Regions from separate parts of the Homo sapiens genome. Here region 2 is linked to region 1. A link is an interaction called in ENCODE POLR2A ChIA-PET data of the cell type or tissue named here. Cell type or tissue: Panc1. All regions are shown on one strand. Links, peaks and the distances in the headings refer to the core of each region. The heading gives the core; the rest is flanking DNA. Region 1 has its middle 19 kb from the start of SHH. Region 2 has its middle 72 kb from the start of SHH.

Region 1 (9,135 bases), core at 320-8,319:
AACAAAAAAACCCCCCAAAAACAACCAGAAAAGGAAAAGGAAAAGGAAAAGTGTGTATGGTATCATCTCAGGAGGCCGTCATCAAAACTTAGAAGTAAAATGCAAGCCAGGAATCGGATCCAACCCTCTAATGTTCTGGACGAGGAAACCGAAGCTTCTCTAATGCAGGTGCCTCGCTCATGTCAAGGGTTGAGGAGGTTGCGTGGGCAGAACTAGAAAACAGACCCTGACCCTCAATCACAGTGTGAGGTCTCCGTCCACTTGGGCTTCTCTGGTGGGTTCAAAGTCCCGCCCATGAACCAGCCCTAAAATTCAAGGGACCGTGCACCCCGGTATTTTCCAGAGGCCGGAGACATCCGGAAGAAGCGTGTTCTCTGGTTCATGTACCATCATTTATTCCTACTTCCGTTTATTTCACAAGCATTTAGTCAGCTCCTATTGTCTAAGACCATTCCCAGACTGTCTTTTGGTCGAAATGTAACACCCAGTCCTGTGGTTTAAGTAACTCAAGGCAGCGAGTCCTGTCATGAACCACACCAAAGGGGCTCTGAGTCCCTGGAGAGGAAAGCACGGAGTTTTCACACTTGCTTCTGTGCCTCAGGGGTCGTGTGCATTTCTTGGCTGGGGTGCCGTGCACCGTGCAGTGGGCACAAACCTGGAGACCACACCCATCTGTGGCACTGTTGGGATCTCCAGTTCCTCCTGGCAGAGGACTTTCTGTTTTGGCTTCTGTTTGTTTCTGACACAGAGTCCTGGGCAGAGCCATGTTTCTTTTTTGCTTTTTGGAGTGAAAGGTTAGCATTTTCCCATCCCCTTGTCAGTCCCTTCCCTGTGATAGAAGCCCTTCCATGTTCAGGGTGAGAGTGAGGTCCCTGCCTCAAATGAGCAGAGGCCAAGTCAACCCCTTGGGTTGTTGCAATGACAGTTCACAAGCTTAAGGATCTGGCTTAAGTTTTTTTTTTTTTTTTTGTAGTCACCAGAGGATATCTCTTTATTTCCTTTCCAGGTACGTATTAATTGACATGTTACCCATCATCTCTTGTTTGTGCAGGAGAGATGTGGTCCCGGCTTAGCTCAGTCTGCCATATTGTTGCACCTGGGTCTCTGTTGATTTCATTTTCAAGCAGCTCTCTATTTAGTGGCAGAGACGGCTCTTGGCAGCACCTGGCTCTGGGGTCTTTGGCATCCCTAGTAATTTCCCTAAGAGGCTTGGATTTGGCCTTCTTGGTTCACGTGCTTCCTCTGGGCCGGTTACTGTGTGCACAGTTTGGGGTTCTCGCTCTTCTGGCTGGGGCAGAGTGCTTCTCCAGGAGGAGACTTCCAGTGGAAAGCCCTGCCAGGTGGGCACAAAGTCCACAGAGAGACTTTGTAACCAGAAGAAGGAGGTGACAATGTGGACAGGCTGCCACGCTTTGCTTCATTTATTCAACATTGTGGTTATTTTGACTTATCAAGACTGCATAACCACTGTGGAGAACAGTATAGGGTTTCTTGAAAATCCAAAATTTGATCTACCATATGATCCAGTGGTACTAATCTGTTCTCACATTGCTATAAAGAACTACCTGAGCCAGGCACAGTGGCTCACACCTGTAATCCCAGCACTTTGGGAGGCTGAGGCGGGTGGATCACAAGGTCAGGAGATCGAGACCATCCTGGCCAACATGGTGAAACCCCATCTCTACTAAAAAAATGCAAAAATTAGCTGGGCGTGGTGGTGTGTGCCTGTAATCCCAGCTACTCGGGAGGCTGAGGCAACAGAATCGCTTGAACCAGGGAATTGGAAGGTTGCAGTGAGCCGAGATTGCGCCACTGCACTCCAGCCTGGCCACAGAGCGAGACTCTGTCTCAAAAAAAAAAAAAAAAAAACCCAAAAAACAAACAAACCACTATCTGAGACTGGGGAATGTGTACAGAAAAGAGGTTTAATTGGCTCATGGTTCCACAGGCTGTACAGGAAGCCTAGCTGGAGAGGCCTCAGGAAACTTACAATCATGGCGGAAGGCAAAGGGGAAGGAGGCACTTCTTCCATGGCTGGAGAAGGAGGAAGAGAGCAAAGGGGGAGGTGCTATGCACGTTTAAACAACGAGACCCTGTGAGCACTCATTCACTATCATGAGAACAGAAAAGGGGAGCTCCACCCCCATGATCCAATCAGCTCCCACCAGGCCCCTCTTCCAACATTAGTAATTACAAGTAGACGTGAGATTGGGGCAGGGACACAAATCGAAATCATATCACCAGTCATTCCACTCCTGGGCATGTACCCAAAGGAAATGCCATCAATGCCCTCAAGAGCTGTCCACACCCATGTCCACTGCAACACTGTCCACAATAGCCAAGGTTTGGAATCACCCTAAGTGTCCACTGGTGGATGAATGGATAAAGAAAATGCAGTGTATGTGCACAATGGAGTACTATTCAGCCATAAAAAGCAGTGAAATCCTCTCATTTGCAGCAACGTGGATGGAACTGGTGAACATTATACTAAGTGAAATAAATAAGTCAGACACAGAAAGTCAAATATACATGATTTCACCTCTATGTGAAATCTAAGAAAACATGGAACTCATAGTATCAGAGAGTAGAATGGTGGTTACTGGGGGCTGGGGCCTGTAGAATGGTGGTTACTGGGGGCTGGGGGCTGGGGGAATGGGGCGCTGTTACTCAGAAGGTACAAAGTTTCAGTTATCATTGGAGGGTCAACGGGGAGCAGGGTGACTATAGTCGGTAATAAAGTATATCTGAAATTTGCAAAGACGGTAGATCTCAAGTGTTCTTAAGACAGGAAAATGGAAAGCGTGTGAGCTATTGGATGTGTTAGTCAGCTTGATTGTCATGGCCATTTCGCAGTGTGTACTTATACAAAAGACCATGTTGCACGCACTAAATACCTATGATTTTTATATTTCAGTCTTTCCTCCATAAAGCTGGAACACAGAGTGCCCACATGAAGCCTTCAGCACAGAGCCTTGCCTTGCACCCCAAGTCACTCCCGCACCTGGAGCACATGCCAGGCCAGGTGCCAGCAGGTGCACACCCCAGGGCTGCCCAAAGGCCGTCCCCTCCTTCCAGTGAGAAGGGGCCCACTCTCTCTTTCTCTCTGGTGGGCCTCCCCTTCTGACGCCAGTAACTGACTCGTCTCCTGGGCTAGTGCTGGAGGTGGCCTCCTTCCCAGAAGAGCTGAGAGATGCAAGGGAAGCCGGGTCCACGGGGTCCTACCCCGTCCAATGATGACCTAAGCTGTGCAGTCAGGCAGACAGATGCCTTAATGGGGCCCCAGCGCAGTCAGCAGCCGCACCTGGCACGTCCTCTGGGGATGTGGCACTTGGAAAGGAGTGACTCGTAGGAGGATGGGTAAAACACCACCCACTGTGCGTGCCAGGGGAGGAGTCCAAGGCCCTGGATCAGTGAGGCTCTCACCCAGTCCAGCCCTGCACGTCCTCCTTGGGAGGGGTGGGCAAGGGGGACGTGACCTCTGGCATCAATGTATCCACGTGCCTTACAGCAACAGCTCCATCACCACACCCTGCTGGCTGCCCTGTGCTGCCATTTCTGGGCCTCACTGATGCTAAGTTGGAGGATAGTCAGGGAGAGGCCACGTTTGCCAAGTGAAATTGGGAATTACATGAGCGGGACCAAAATCTGGAATTCTCTCTCTCTCTCTCTCTCTGTCTTTTTTTTTTTTTTTTTTTGAGATAGATAGGGTCTTAGTCTGTCATCCAGACTGGAGGGCAGGGTATGATCTTGACTCATGGCACCCCTGACCACCTGGGCTCCAGCCATCCTCCCACCTCAGCCTCCCAGGTAGCTGGAACTACAGGCACGTGCCTGGTTAATTAGGTGGCAGGCTAATTTTTGTGTTTTTTTAGAGGTGAGGTTTTGCCATGTTGCCCAGGCTGTAAATCTGGAATTCTCAGTCAAGGTGGAGGACCTGAGAGAGCTGGGGACATTTGGGAGGGAGGAGTGGGCTGAGCGTGCAGGGGGCAGACAGGGATGGGGTAAGAGGCGGACCCCGGCAGTGAAGTCAGGTTCCGAGGCGAAGGAGCCATCCCGAAATTACCCAGATGAGAAATCTTGTTTCCGAAGCGCCTCTGCGTTCCGGGCACCAAGGGAGAGTGAGTTCTGACCGGGTTGTCGGGGGGTCAGGGACTCTGCCCTCAGCCACTTTGGCTGCTGGTTCTGCCGAGCCACTGCCCGAACAGCACCCCGGATGCACCCGAGGAGGTGAGGCTCTGCGGACCGGGTGCCCTGTGAGTGACAGGGGAGAGGCCCCTGAGGTTTGCACAGTGCCTGTCACTTCTCAAAGCACCTCCTTCGTTCTGGCAATTTAGTGAGGGAGGCTGGGCAGCCGGGGCTGTCCATTTTATAGAGGAGGACACCAAGCCTCAGGGAGGGAGAGGGAAGCCGGTGGAGCCGGGCAGAAGCCTGTGGAGCTGGGTAGAGGCCGGCGGGTTTCCCAGCAGCGGTCTTCTGCATCTTCTGGCTGAGTCCTCCGCTGTCAGGAGACCCCGGCCTGGGCCAGGAGGTCCGATTCTGGGATGCGAACGTGGTGGGGCTGTTGCCATAGATACCGATGTGGTCACCAGCCTGAAACCCTTGAGCCACGGAGAGATCAGACGGTGGTCCCCACTCCTCAGCCTGGAGCCTGGCAGAGACGCTCAAGGAAGAGGGTGGGCTGACCGCGCACGCCTCTCCTTTCTTCATATCCTGCGCGGCTCGGGCGCTGTGCAGGAGGCCTGTGCTCAGCGAGGAGAGAGACAGAGAGTGCAGTGGGAGGAGCGCGGGGTCGGGGGGCTCTGCTTCCCACGGTGCGCCTGGGAGCCTCTTTGCCTCTTGGGGCCTCAGTTTTTCCAAATGTAAAACCAGGGCAGCCCTTCAAGCCCCTGGCCAGTGACACACAGAGACGAGTAGATAAGGACACCAGGGCAGACTGTTCCGAAAGCGGTGAGCCGGCCATTTCAGCGCTGGTTCTGCATGGACTTTCCTCCTATGGAGGCTGGAATCAGCTGGTGCAATCCTTACAATTCTGGTGGGAAAATTCCATCAGGCCTTCTGCAAACACACAAACTGTTTACCCTCACACACCCCATCTCTGCAGGGGCCTCGTGTACTCAGAACGCACCAGTAACCCCCACTTGGACGCTGCTTGCTCTGGAAACATTTCTAACTTGGTTATCTGGCTGCAAACCTCCAGCAGTTTCAGAAATAAAATGACAGAAAGGGGAGGGATTCTTAGAGGTTGACTTCATGAAGGGAAGAGATCGAAAAATGATACAAGCTGGGCGAAGGGACTCCTGGCCAGCAGGCTGGGGACACCCGACCATTCAGGGTGCTCAGCTCGCTCCTGCCTTCAGTCCCGCCAGACTTTGCGATTGTGTAAAGCAAGGAACAGGCACGTGAGGAAGGCAGCTTTGTCCAAAGCGGGCTTCAGTGATGCAGAGAAATGTTGTAATCCTTCTTGAGAAACATTTGCATGCAAAATGGTTGACATACAAGACATTTTAACATTTAGAGGAAGGTTAGTTCCAAGTTTCCAGTATCCTCCTAAGACCGGCGGGAGCTCACATCTCAGAGCTCTTCAGGAACACGAGGTGAGGACCAGCCCCTTTCCCAACCCCGAGGTGGCAGAAGGAGTGAGCTGGAGCCAGAAGTTCCCTGCCCCTTGCCTCCCCGCAGGAGCTGGGCCTTAGACAGCTCCCCAGGAGCTGGGCTGGGAGGAGAGCTGGGGGCAGGGAGGGTGCCTGTGAGGCAAAGCTTCTAGATGTCAAGGAGAAACGGGACTGGGTCAAGGCTCAGCCAGTCTTGAGTGACCCTGGAGAGCTGGGATCTGCTGGTCTGTGGGCCCAGAGATTTTCTCTGCGTCTACTCACCTTCCAGCCCCCACCCTGGCCCTGGCCCTGAGACCTCCCCACATGGATCTCCTGCCTCGGTGCTCCCTGCAGTTGGATGAGCAGCCCCGGTGGTCCTGACAAGGAGTGAGAGCAGTCGCTACCCCGGTGTAGCCCATGCTGCTGTCTTCAGCCCAGCAGGTCAGTCCTGCTCTGTGACTTTGCTGAGATGGGCTTGGCACTTCCTTGGGTCAAATGCTGCTCTGACCCTGCATTTGCTTCAGTTTCCGGGGGAAGAGAATCTTCCAGAGTGACAGAGAAGCGCCAAAGGATGTTGGAGCTGGAAGGAACCGAGGCCCCAGCCAATCTCATCAGGTTTTCAACTTCAGCTGCACGTTAGAATCATCTGGAAAGTTCTAGAAAAATGCCTCTGCCTAGCCTCACTGCCAGAAGCCATGACTTAATTTGTTTGGGATGGAGCCCAGGAATTATCTTCCAGGTGATTCTGATGTGTAGCCAGGGTTGAGTTTCACGGATCCCAAAGCTGTGTGGCTCAGAGTGGGGAAGTGAGTTGGAGGGGGGGCTGCGGCGCAGGCCTCTGATGGCCTCACACCCTCTGCCCGCCATGGCTTGCTTCTCAGAGACTGTGGGTTTAGGCTATGGAATAATTTTCAAAAATACCAATTCTGGATCTTGCAGGCATTTAGAGTCCCCCAAACAATTTCTTTGGTGAATCCTGAAAACAGCCTTTTTTACAAACTTCTGTGCATCTCAGCAGAAACTAACAGCAAAATGGAACTTGGCTTAAGCTCTGGAGACATTTGAAATCTTGGCTAGTTGCACAATGATGTCTCGTGGCATTTCGGCGTGCTGGGGATCCTTTGTGGGCACGGCTGCGGTGAGGCTGCTCTTTGGGGGCTCTTTGACTGGTTGTCCAGCCGCACCTGCTGGGAACCTGAGGCCGAGTCTGCACCACCCCCATCGGAATTCCCAGGCAGTGCCCTGGGAACCTGCCTGCCTCTGCGCTGAGTGGTGACAGCTGGTGGGTTGTCCCTCCCATCACGGAAAGCTGCTCCCAAGAAAGCCTGAGGCTTTGGACACGCAGTGGCGTTTCTGATGGAGGGTGCCAAAGCCTGGGGACACCCGCTTCCTCCTGAAAAACCAAACGGTCTTTGGTTCTGCTGCCTGGGAAGTCCAGCCATGCCTCCACCCTGTCCTCTTTGGGGCCGAGTGGGGAGCATGCAGCTGGGGGCCAGCTGACACATCTGGGGTGACAGAGGTCTCTGGCAGCTGGCATTCTAAAGGCCAGAGGTTTGCAAGTGCACTGTGAGTTTCCTGCTCTGTTCTTTAAGGAGAGCTTGGTTCTCAAAAAAGTGCCATTTGCTAGATGAGGCTCAGTGTGGCTCAGTGGGGATGGAGTGCTCTGGAAGGACCTGGGGGGATGGGAGGACGGGGGCTGCCCAGTGGGCCAAGCCCCATTCATAGACTGCTAGGCCACTCCTTAAGCCCATAGCGGGAATTGGTTGGTGGTTTTCTGGGTCCATGAGCTGTCACTTAAAAAAAAAAAAGATTTTTCAAGATGTAATACGCTCACCATACATTGACCCGTTTGAATTGTATAATCCAGTGGTTTTCAGCATATTCACAGATACGTGCAGCCATCACCACAGTTTCGGAGCTATTCATGACCTCCAAAAGTAACCTTGGGCTCTAACCCTCCCTTCCCCCGGCCTCTCCCAACAGATCCACTCTCTGGCTCTGCAGGTTTCCCTCGTCTGGACATTTGGCATGAATGAAATGGCACAATGCAAGGTCCCTGTGGCAGCTTCTTTAGAACAGTCACACAGCACGATGCTTCCAGGCTCGCCTGTGTTGTGGTGTATGATGGGGCTCCTTGTCACTTTGTGGCTGAGCGACACCACAGGGCACGGAGGAGCGTTTTGTGTGTCCGTTTGTCCACAATGGATGTTTGTGTTTTCTCCACTTTTGGCCATTGTGAGCCGTGCTACTGTGGCTGTGATGTGTGCAGCTCTCCTGGGTGTGTGTCTAGGTGTGCATTCCTCGACTGGAATCTGCATTCGCTTCGCAGGAGCCAGGTCAACAGCGGAGGCAGAGTGAGGGGTGAGGCCTCCCTCAAGGGTTGGGTGGTGAGAGGGGAAGGCCCGGGGCTGGTGGCCGTTCTCAGAGTTTCCCTCCGCAGAGCCAGCCCTTTATCATGTTGCTCTGTGAAGACAGTGACTGTCTCTGAGCCCCTGCCCTTAGTCAGGGTCTCTGAGTTCATTCCTATAGTTCTTTTTTGGTGGGAAGGAGCAGTCAGGGTCTTGCTCTGTTGCCCAGGCTGGAGTAAGTGGTGCAGTCTTGGCTCACCGCAGCCTTAACCTCCTGGGCTCAAGCGATCCTCCTACCTTAGCCTCCCAAAGTACTGGGACCACAGGTGCACACGCCAGGCCTGGTTAATTTTTTTTTTTTAATTTTATGTTTCGCAGAGATGGGGTCTCACTATGTTACCTAGGCTGGTCTTGCACTCCTGGGCTCAAGCGATCCTCCTGCCTTGGCCTCCCAAAGAAATGGGATTATGGGCATGAGCCACTGTACCTGGCTCCTTCCTATAATTCTTCCAATTTCTGTATATAATAAAAATTATTTACAAAACGATATGTTTAGAGATTATACGTAGGAAATGACTCCTATATATATAATTTCCTGGAATTCTCATAACTCCTTTAGTTTATCTTCTGAAATGATGGACAAAAACACACTCTGAGGACAGACTTCTGAGCCACAGGGAAGGCCCTGGTGCCTGCAGATGGTGACGACACAGGCGAGGCCCAAGGGGGATGGCATGGGGCCCGAGCTGGGCGGCTGCCCTCTCTCCCTGAGCTCAGGGTCCCCTGGGCCCAGTCACTTCCAGTCCAGGCTCCTGGTCTATGCTCCTAGGAAACTTGCCAGTGCTCCTTGTGTCTCTAGGCCTCAGTTTCCCTAGCTTTGAAACAGCACACCCGTTGCCATTTGACGAGTGTGTATCTTCACATCTCTCATGTCCCCACTGCAAGAACCTGCCCACACCTCCTCAGCATCCCTAGTTCCAGCCACGCCCAGGTCACCCTCCCCAGGCACCTGTGACACCACCTGTGGGTAGGAGGCCACGGGCTCAGGTTCTGGGAGCAGCCCTTGGTCCAGGGCAGACGGATGCTGGAGGATAAGCCCCAGTCCCTGGTGGGCTGACCCAGCTGTGTCCTGTGCTGATCACCAGAGCTCCTGGCGGGACAGAGCCCCACTGTCTGCGCCAGGGACCTGCCTGTCA
Region 2 (9,135 bases), core at 445-8,444, 53 kb after region 1:
GGCCACCACCCTCACCACTCTGGGAGTTCCCTTGGCTTTCCCAATTTGCTTGCCATTCTGTTGGTGCTTTCCATCCCCTGCAGGCTCACCACAGACATCTGATGGATGACAAGGATAATATCCGGTCTCTAAGTAGACTGTGTCGCTTCCCAGACACAGCTTGGATTCCACTTTGTTCTTCACACCAACAGACCCGCATACTTCAAGTGCACATTAAGCCTCTTGCAGTAATGTGCCTGTGGCTTGACCGTAAGGCAGTAAGATGGGTTCCAGGAGCCACATGCAAAACCCGTCTCCATAATTTTACAGTGAGGTGTCCTACGTATTTAAGTTTATCCTCTGTCAAAAATTATATATTGGGATAACTTCTAAAGAGCAACTGAAAAAGAAAATTTAAAAAAGATTGCATTTTAAGTACTCGGTAAAATGATGGGGTCCATTAGTGGCCCTCTGTCTTCCCAATCTCTAGAAGCTCAGTTCTAGAAACTCAAAGCAAGGCAGCTGGAAAATCTAAGATTTGGACTTTTTAGGAACCGGGTTGCCTCAGAATTTAACTTCACATTCATATTGTTCTTCCCAAGCCCCCACTTAACCGCAACTTCTCAGAGGTCCCCGGACCCAGGAAGGTGGTCCCAATTGTGTCATAGCACAGTGGAAAGTAGAGATGCCAACGACACTCACGGAGTGGACAGCCCGGGAGGGTAAATGTGAGAGTTGGCATTGCACTGGTCTTGGCTATTTCAAACCCTTGATCTCCTCTCTGATTCTGAAAGTGTATTTGACTTTCATTCCTTGGAAACAATGCCACCATCTGGGATATGAAGCCAGGCAGGAAGGAGCCGCCGCTGTGTGCTCTGCCTGGGAATGCTGACCATGGGCCTCTGGTACTGTCAGGCCACTGGGGGAGTCAGTGCGGTCCAAGCTCTGCACACAGGTCACCTGGCCAAAGCACTTAGGTTGCTGTTCAGTTTCCTGAGAGGTGTGCACCTGGGAGGGTCGTAGCCATGTCCCACTGCCAAGGCATCCAGAAAACAGGTGGCTGTCTCTCTCATCTTACATCCGCCATTACCCTCTCAACTCCGAAGTAAAGAAGTATTGTACAAAGAGAAATCCTTCACAGTTACTTAAGATGCCCCCCCACTCTGAACACTGTATGAGTGGCACCCAGCACCTACAATTTCAGGATGGACACTCCAGTTGTCCCTCGACCCCCAAACACCCTACCAATGTCACACACTGGCTTTTGCCAAACCCTCTTCAACGGAACATTTCCCTCTCTCCTTCGGGAAAGCATCATTACGGGAATTACAAATTCATTCCGAATCAGATCCAAATACATTAAAAAAATCAGCCTTGTCATTATCACAGTGTTTTCTCCCCAGAATCCTGCAGAAAGGCCACATACCATTTCTGGCTGTGTCACTGGTGCTGGCCACACACCAGAGAAAGAGTCCTCTGGCCTTTGGTTTGGAAGCTGACTCAAGCTATCCATAGTCCATACAGAGAAGCTACTCTGCTGTAGCTGCAGTCCGGGCCTGGTGTGGTGGTCTCCTTTCCTGTTTCTTTGTGGGGGGGCTGACACATGAGAAGGTGTCCACCCAGAGCTGTCATGGTCGATACCAGGTGATGGGGAGCTGGGAGCTCGGCTGAGGGGAGCTGGGTTAGGCAGGGCATCCTGGAGGGGGACACGAGGTAGTTTACAGTGCTCTTGAGCAGGAAAATCCCAGATATCTGTATTCTAGGGTCAGCCTTAATTTTAAGTGAAAGTTAAGTTCGGTCTTAATTTTCACCAGCACCGGACGTGCCCGAGGCAGGTCACCACCAACCCTCTCTAGGGCTACTGTCGCTCTATATGCACCACTGACCAGTCACATGACCGTGAACGTCCCAAAGCCTCCTTTTCACCATCTGTGAAATGAAGGTTATGACAGTACCTGCCTCACTTGGTTGTCGCTGAGGTAGACGAGGCAAGGAGAAATACGCCAAACGTGACCGCGATGGTCGCTACACTACTGTCAGTCAGAAATGGAGGCGTCAGCTGAGGCTGCCTCCAAGGATTCTTCCCAATCGGTGATTCCGGGGCAGGCGGTGATGGGCTCCCTCCAGTCTCCTGGACGCAGTCAGCTGACCTGAAACAGAAAGCTCTCCCACGACAGCGCTCCCTCCCGAGGCGGGGCAGAGGCGGAGCCCACGGCGGCCACGCGGGCCCTGAAGGAAGGGCTTTCTTCATGTCCTTTCGCCACTGGGAAGGAATGGAGGTGTTTCTGTTTGGAAGGCCCATGGTGTCTCGGATGAAAGACTCTTCACAGGATCACAGCGAGAGGATTTTCTGTCCTAATATGAATCAGAATCTACAATAGAAAGGCAGGAGACAGCCAGGCTTGGGGAGTGTGCCTGTGGTCCCAGCTACTCAGGAGGCTGAGGCGGGAGGGTCGCCTGAGCCCAAGAGGTCAAAGCTGCAGTGAGCTGCTATAGCACCACTGCACTCCAGCCTGGGTGACAGAGCAAGACCCTGACGCCCCCCAACCAAAAAAATAAAAATAAAAAAGAGAGGGGAGAGACTTAAAACCCAATTGTTCTGGCACACTTCTGTAGCCACCCAGGAAACTCAGGGCCCAGGAGGCTGAGCATCTCCATCCGGGCCTCTTGGGGATGTAGGGAACACAGCAGGTCTCCTTGCTCCTGCCCTCTGGCCCACGCTGACTTCACTGCGTGTGTAATAATACCAAATGCATTATTCATCGTGCTTCCATTTATGAAAACCTTTAATTGTGAAATATAAAGCAAACAAAAAATGCATAAAATTCACAGACAGCATAGTGAATAATTGTAAACAACAGTGTGATTCTCCCACTGACTCAGGGAAGCAGGACCCTGCTGTCTCCCCAGAAGTTCTCCTCCCTCCTCGTGAGGAGCCCCATTGCTGACTTCCATGTGGAGCCCTTCCTTGTTTGGCCCTGTAGTTTTGAACAACGCATGTGTCTTTAAAATAGGATTTAGTGTTGCTGTTTTTCAAAGATTATAAAGTGGAATTCCACTGTTGATGTTCTTTTGAGTCATTGATTTTGCTAAACATGATGTTTTTAAGATTAGTCCATGTTGCTGCCTGCAGTTCTAACTTGTTCATTCGATTGCTGTATATGGGTCTGTCTTTCTAAATGTGCCATCATCTTGTACTCATTCTGCATTTGATGGCTATTTGAGTCGTTTCCAGCTCTTAGGAGCATCACTGGTCTGCGTGGCCTGTGTATGGGCCTAAGTGTCTCTAGGCTGTGTTGTCAGCAGTGGAATTGCTGGACCCTAGGATGTGTATTTCCTCAGCTCCCCTAGACAGTCAACTGTTCTCTAAGATGCTTGTACCAATTTTCCCTCTGCTATGGTCTGCATGATTGTTTAACAATACCTGGTGCCCCTCCTGTGAAAGGATTACACATTTCCACCTTGCTGGACCTGAGAGTGGCTGTGTGACTTGCCTGAGTCAATGAAATATGTGTGGCAGTGGCCTGTGTCACTTTGGGGCAGAAGCTCCAAGAGCCAGCACATCACACTCTTTTCCTCGCCCCCGTGATCCTGAAAGCATGCGCAGAGATGGGCAGGCTCCCACCCTGGGTCCCTGAGCAGAGCTCCTGTCTGCCATGGTGGCCAGGCAGAGTAAGCAGGGACAGAAGTGGCTGCTGGACCAGTCCCGTCCCGACCCACCCGCATGCCTAGGCCAGGGCTCGGGTGATCCCTCGCTGCTACTTCCCACGTGGTTTCCAGGCTCCTGTATGGCCTCTGCAGCTCCTCTTCCTGTTCTTGGTATGAGCTGCCCCCAAGACAGTGGGCTGGGGTGTCCTGTTGGTGTCTCTCCTTCCTTCTTGCTTCCTTTCCTGTTTGTCTTTCACTTTCCTGCCCTGTGATTGCATCAGGCCCTGGACTCCTAATGGTGGTGCCCCGTGCTGTATTCCAGGTGATGCCATGGGTGGCCCGTCCGTCCAAGGAATGACCGGTGTGATCTGAGACATAGGCTGGAGGGTGCAAGGGACGCGCTTTCAAGAAAGGGAGTCAAAGAGCCTTCTGCTGGGCCTGGAGGAGGACAGCCCCTCAGTCCCTGTGGGGCTCACTTGACTTCATGAGGTGCCCCATTCATTTCTGTTCCTGCTGGAAATCCTATCTGATTAGGAAAACGTCTAAAGAATTGGATGTCAACAGCAGGTTCTTAGAGGCTGGGTAGCCCTGAAGGTGCTGTGAGGGAGAGGGATTTGCCGGGGGTGGGTGGGTTTGGTTTGAGTGGTCTGGGAAGCTTACTCAGGGGGTTTTGTATTTGTTAAGGAAGACTGCTTTCCAGCCCCCCAGCCCCGCGCTGTGCTCGTCTGCTGCTGGAGCAGAGGCCTGGCCATCCACTCTGGGCGTCCGGAGGCAGAGCTGACATTCAGCAGGGCAGCAAGTGGCTGACAGCAAGGACGGATGGGGAAATGTCAGCTTGCTCAGCACACGGGGCTCTCGGCTACCTACAGGGTAGCTCCTGGTTCTGCCCTTGCTGTGATGTTGGTTTGCGGGAGAGTGTGGGGGACAGCCCTTCCTAGGCACCTGTGCCTGCACCCATTCACCACCTTCTCAGCCCTCGTGGGTGAACAGGTACCAGAGACACTTTCAACAAGGAACAAATAAAACTCTGTCTCTATCAAGAGGGGCTGTCCTAAGGCCTGGCCCCTTCAGGCCGGTTCCCCGGAGCCGGGAGCCCAGTAGCAAAGAGCACACTTGCTGGGAGAGGGTTTCTAAATGGGGTTGTGCCCTTTATGCACAGGCGTGAAGACCCCTGATGTAGTGGCACTGTATGGCACAGGAGGTGAGATGCAGAGGTCACACCACACAGCTAGAGCAACGGGAGACTGAGTTGAGCCCCAGAGGGGGGCCGTGGGTCAGGAAGGGGCAGGCCCCTCGTAGGGCCCCTGGAGCCCGTCACAGAGGCTGGTGGCATTCTCTTGGGTTGACTTCAGCTCTGGACTGCTTGAGGCTTCAGAGGCCACACAGCTGTTGGGCACCTGCTCTGCCTGTGTTCGCCCTTGGTTCCTGCGAATGCCTTGTTGCTGGGTGTGCCTGCGGTGGCAGAAGTGTCGCGGGGATTGCAGTGATGGGGAGACGCTGTGGACTTTCAGGTGCCTCAAAGCTTGTGCAAGGAGGGGGTGTCCCAGGAAGAATGCAGATGGAGGCAGCAGCCATCCTTGTGCTTAAAGTTGGTACAAACCAGAGGGGCCAGGCAGGCCTAGGGACACCTGGCAGGGCCAGGCCGGTGCCACAAGCTCTGGCCAGAGCCTGAGGAGCTGGGCCTTACACGGAGCCTGTGGATGCTGCCTGGAGTCCTGGAAAGCCGTAGGGTGAGGTCGCTCCTTGGCCTCAAATATTTTCCAGCCTAGTCTAGCAGTTCATCCTGTGGCTGAGTCTTCTCAGCGTGGGCCTCTGTGCCCCCTCCTCCGTCCTGGGTGCCCTGTGAGCACGCTGCTTCCTGGAAGACCCATGAATGCTCCTGCACTTCCTGCGGCCCCCAGCCCACACCCAGGAGCTGCCTTTCTTCCCCGAGTGTTTGCTCCCAGCTCTGCCCTGGGTTTGGTAGCTGCTCCATAGAACTGCTTTGTTCTGCGTGGAGCCCGTGTACCGCCCCACCATTGTGGACAAGTCACAAAAGCACAGCCCTGAGTCACCACTGCCTGGCCGGGCCTCCTGCCCTTCCCTTCCCAGGGCTGTGAGCTCATCCCGCCTCCCGTTTCCTCTCGGCACACGCTGGGCTATTCGATGATTAGACTTGTGTTTCTCTTTTGATTCTCTTCTTTTCTCTTCCCTCCTCCTCCCCCATCCTTTTCCTTCTTCCTTTGGCGTTGGTGGGGGCGGGAGGGATGAGGTGTTAGGGAAGTGAGCAAGGCACCCTGAAAACAGCCCCCCGATTCTACACAGTCAGAGTGGGGCCTGTGAGTGCACGCCGGGCAGAAGGGACAGACGTCCTGGGAAGCAGGCTTGGGGGTTTCAGTTCTGGGAAGGAGGTTGGATTGAGTGGCCTTGAAGCTTCCTTCCCTTCCTCAGACACTGAGGGTCCTGGGGAGTTGTGTGGCTTTGCTCATTCCATGGTGAAGATGCTCTGAGGGAGGTGAGTAGCAGAAATCCATGAGTCCCCGTTCATTCATTCACTCATTCATTCACTCATTCATTCACTCTGTCGATATTTATCAGACCCTGTGCTGGACACGGGATGTAGAGTGGGCAACACTGCCCTGTGTCACGGAGGGTGCAGCCTGGTGAGGGAAGCGCATCCCCGTAGGTGACAAACATGGGTAAGCGTGTGCAGACGTGGAGAGGGCGTGGGGTGAGGGAAGTGCATCCCTGTGGGTGAGAAACATGGGTAAGCGTGTGCAGACGTGGAGAGGGCGTGGGGTGAGGGACGCCCACCCCTGTGGGTGAGAAAATGGGCAAGCATGCGCAGACGTGGAGAGGGTGTGGGGGAGCAGAATGTGGTTTTACGGGTGCGATCACAGGGAGGACAGACTGGAATGGAAGGCTTAGCCCGGAGGTGGTCCTGTTCACCTGAGCGAGAGGGCGTCTGCTGGCTCCTTTCCCTGACAAGGCCAACTCGGAGGGCAAGCTGGGAGCCTGGGGTGGGGCTGGCGGGGTGAAGGGGCTCAGAGGGACGCCTGCGTTCTTCATGATCTTCCCATCCAAGACTTGCTGCACGTCGGCTTCTTCCAGGCTCCACATCACGGGCAGACCCATGCAGCTCCGCTGAGGGCGTGCGCCTGGTATGGGTGCCCTGCCGCCACGTACAGCTGAGGGAGGCCGTGGGAGCCTCCCTGGACTCATCTCTGCCTCTGTTTCTTCCCCGTGAGACATGGGAGCTGAGACCTGCCGACTGGCTGTGCTCCTGCAGGGATTGGAAAGGGCTTAACCCAGATTGGCAGAGAGCGCTGAGTGTGACTCCAGCACCCCGGGCGTCCTGATTTTGCGAAGCACTTTGGAGCTGCCAGACCCGCTCAGGGACTGCACAATCGCTCATGCAGCTCGCACAGTCAAGCACGTGGTCCTCGTCCCTGGCCTGGTGTCTCCTCCAGGGACTGCAGTTCCCAGGCCCAGGAAGCCACTCGGTTTCTGCCTGAGAGCGTTCTTTTGACCTCTTCTCTCTGGGTCTCTTCTCCCTCAAGGGCGACCCAGATGGTTCACCCCTGGTCTTCCCCTGTCCTGCCATGGCTGCACTGTGGGCTGGGGGTGGAAGGAATTCCGACTGTGCAGGAGAGAGCTGCGTGGCCAGGTCGGACAGGAGGCGTGCCGAGCCAGGGCTGGAGCTTCTGCACTTGGCTGTGGCTCCCCCGGTGTGGAGGGGTGTCGGCCTGGGCCCCTGGTCTTGAGGGGGCCGGGCAGAGGCGGCAGTGGTGGGGTGTGAGGACTGGGGGCCAGGCCAACCTACCAACCGCCCTTCCAGGGCTGGGCTGCTTTGGCCCTTGCTGTTTTATTATTTTTTAATTTAATTTTAAAAATTGAGCTATGATTCACTTATTATAAAATTCACCATTTAGAAGTGTGCAATTCGTATGTTTTAGTATATTTCAGAGTTGTGCAGTCATCATCATTAGTAAGTCCCAAACATTTTTATCACCGTGAAAGAAACCTTGTGTGCAGTAGCTGTCACTCCTCTATCCTCCCTTCCCCAGTCCATGGCGCCCACAAATCCAGTTTCTGTCTCTGAGGGGTCCCTATTCTGAACACTTCATATTTTCAGGTGGGATCATACAACACGACCAGCCTCTTTGACTTAGCATGTTCTCACGGTTCATCCATGTGGTAGCGTGCATCGGGCCTTCATTCCTTCCCACGGTGGAGTAACAGCCCAGTGCGCGAACAGACTCTATTTTATTGATGCACTTATCTGTGGGTGGACGTGTGGGTTGCATCCTTGTTTTGGGGATTGTGAGTAATGCTGCTGTGAACATTCATGTGCAGGTTGTTCGTATGAATGTCAGTTTCATGTCTCCTGGGTGCATTGGTGGGAGTGGAATTGCTGGGTCATAATTAACGTTATGGTTAATTATTTTATTTTATTTTTTGAGACAGAGTTTCGCTCTTGTTGCCCAGGCTGGAGTGCAGTGGCACTATCTCGGCTCACCGCAACCTCTGCCTCCCGGGTTCAAGCAATTCTCCTGCCTCAGCCTCCCGAGTAGTTGGAATTACAGGTATGCACCACCACACCTGGCTAATTTTGTATTTTTAGTAGAGACGGGGTTTCTCCATATTGGTCAGGCTGGTCTCGAACTCCCAACCTCAGATGATCTGCCCGCGTTGGCCTCCCAAAGTGCTGGGATTACAGGCAAGAGCCTGGGAAACTTCACCCTTACTCTATCTCAAACCATGCCAGCCTGGCAGTGTCCAGTGTGTCGGCTGGTGGCCCCATCCACACAATGGCCTCGTCCCCTCCCTTAGGGTCTTCTCTGTCTCCTGTGGGTCCCATCAGTCAATGCCTAGTCACCCTATAAATCTAACTTTCTATACTAACCCCAGCCCCCTAGACCTTAGAAGTACGTGGAGCTTTTGCTTTCTTTGTTTTATAAAACCAGGCCTGCCATTCAGCTAACTTAGTTAAGCTGGAAGTTTAGGAACCTCACTTTGCCAGAGATTACCATGAAGAGCCTAGGTTTTGCTTTTTTCTTTGAGGACAACTTTTTAACTATGTGAAACTGAATTTCCATGTACATAATAAACCCATGTCACATTACTGGTCATTGTTATTTATTGATTGTTGCCCAGCAACTCTGATCTTGTTGCTGTTCTGTTTGGGACCCAGACAATGCAAGTGGTGGAGGGATTTTCCTTGTCAGGTCTTTCAGGCTGAAGTGTGGGCACATTTGATTGTGGTGAGGGGAACGCACAGATGGTGGCATGCTTGCTGCCCCAGGGTGTCATTGCTGAAAGCCCTTGGGTGTGTGGGCTGTACCGGCAAAGGGACTTGATCAGGGGAGTGTCAGTGACAACAGTGACAAGGACAGCTGCCCCTCCTTAGTGCATCACTTGGTGAACAGGAAGGACTTTCACACACGTCTTGCCGAGGGCCCTCTGAACTGGATGGCATCATTGCGACTTTATAAGGGTGAAATGACTTTCCCAACTAGAGTGACCAAC

What was found. ChIA-PET counts read pairs that join two places held together with the same protein. Peaks named below come from ENCODE experiments on the same cell type or tissue, not always from the same donor. Only the 100,000 strongest peaks of a DNase experiment are listed, where the experiment ranks them.
Region 2: POLR2A ChIA-PET joins it to region 1 with 19 read pairs; 2 of 35 experiments call an interaction of 5 or more read pairs at or near these places.

Annotation. Positions count from the first base shown.
Region 1 is chr7:155,826,956-155,836,090 of GRCh38, forward strand. No RefSeq gene overlaps it. Among named protein-coding and RNA genes, the nearest start is that of SHH, 19 kb to the left of the region's middle. RefSeq lists an enhancer at 8,425-9,135. In Panc1, for the core only: no CTCF peak of the experiment used is centred there; no DNase peak of the experiment used is centred there.
Region 2 is chr7:155,880,044-155,889,178 of GRCh38, forward strand. No RefSeq gene overlaps it. Among named protein-coding and RNA genes, the nearest start is that of SHH, 72 kb to the left of the region's middle. RefSeq lists an enhancer at 5,880-7,079. In Panc1, for the core only: no CTCF peak of the experiment used is centred there; no DNase peak of the experiment used is centred there; H3K27ac peaks cover 304 bases.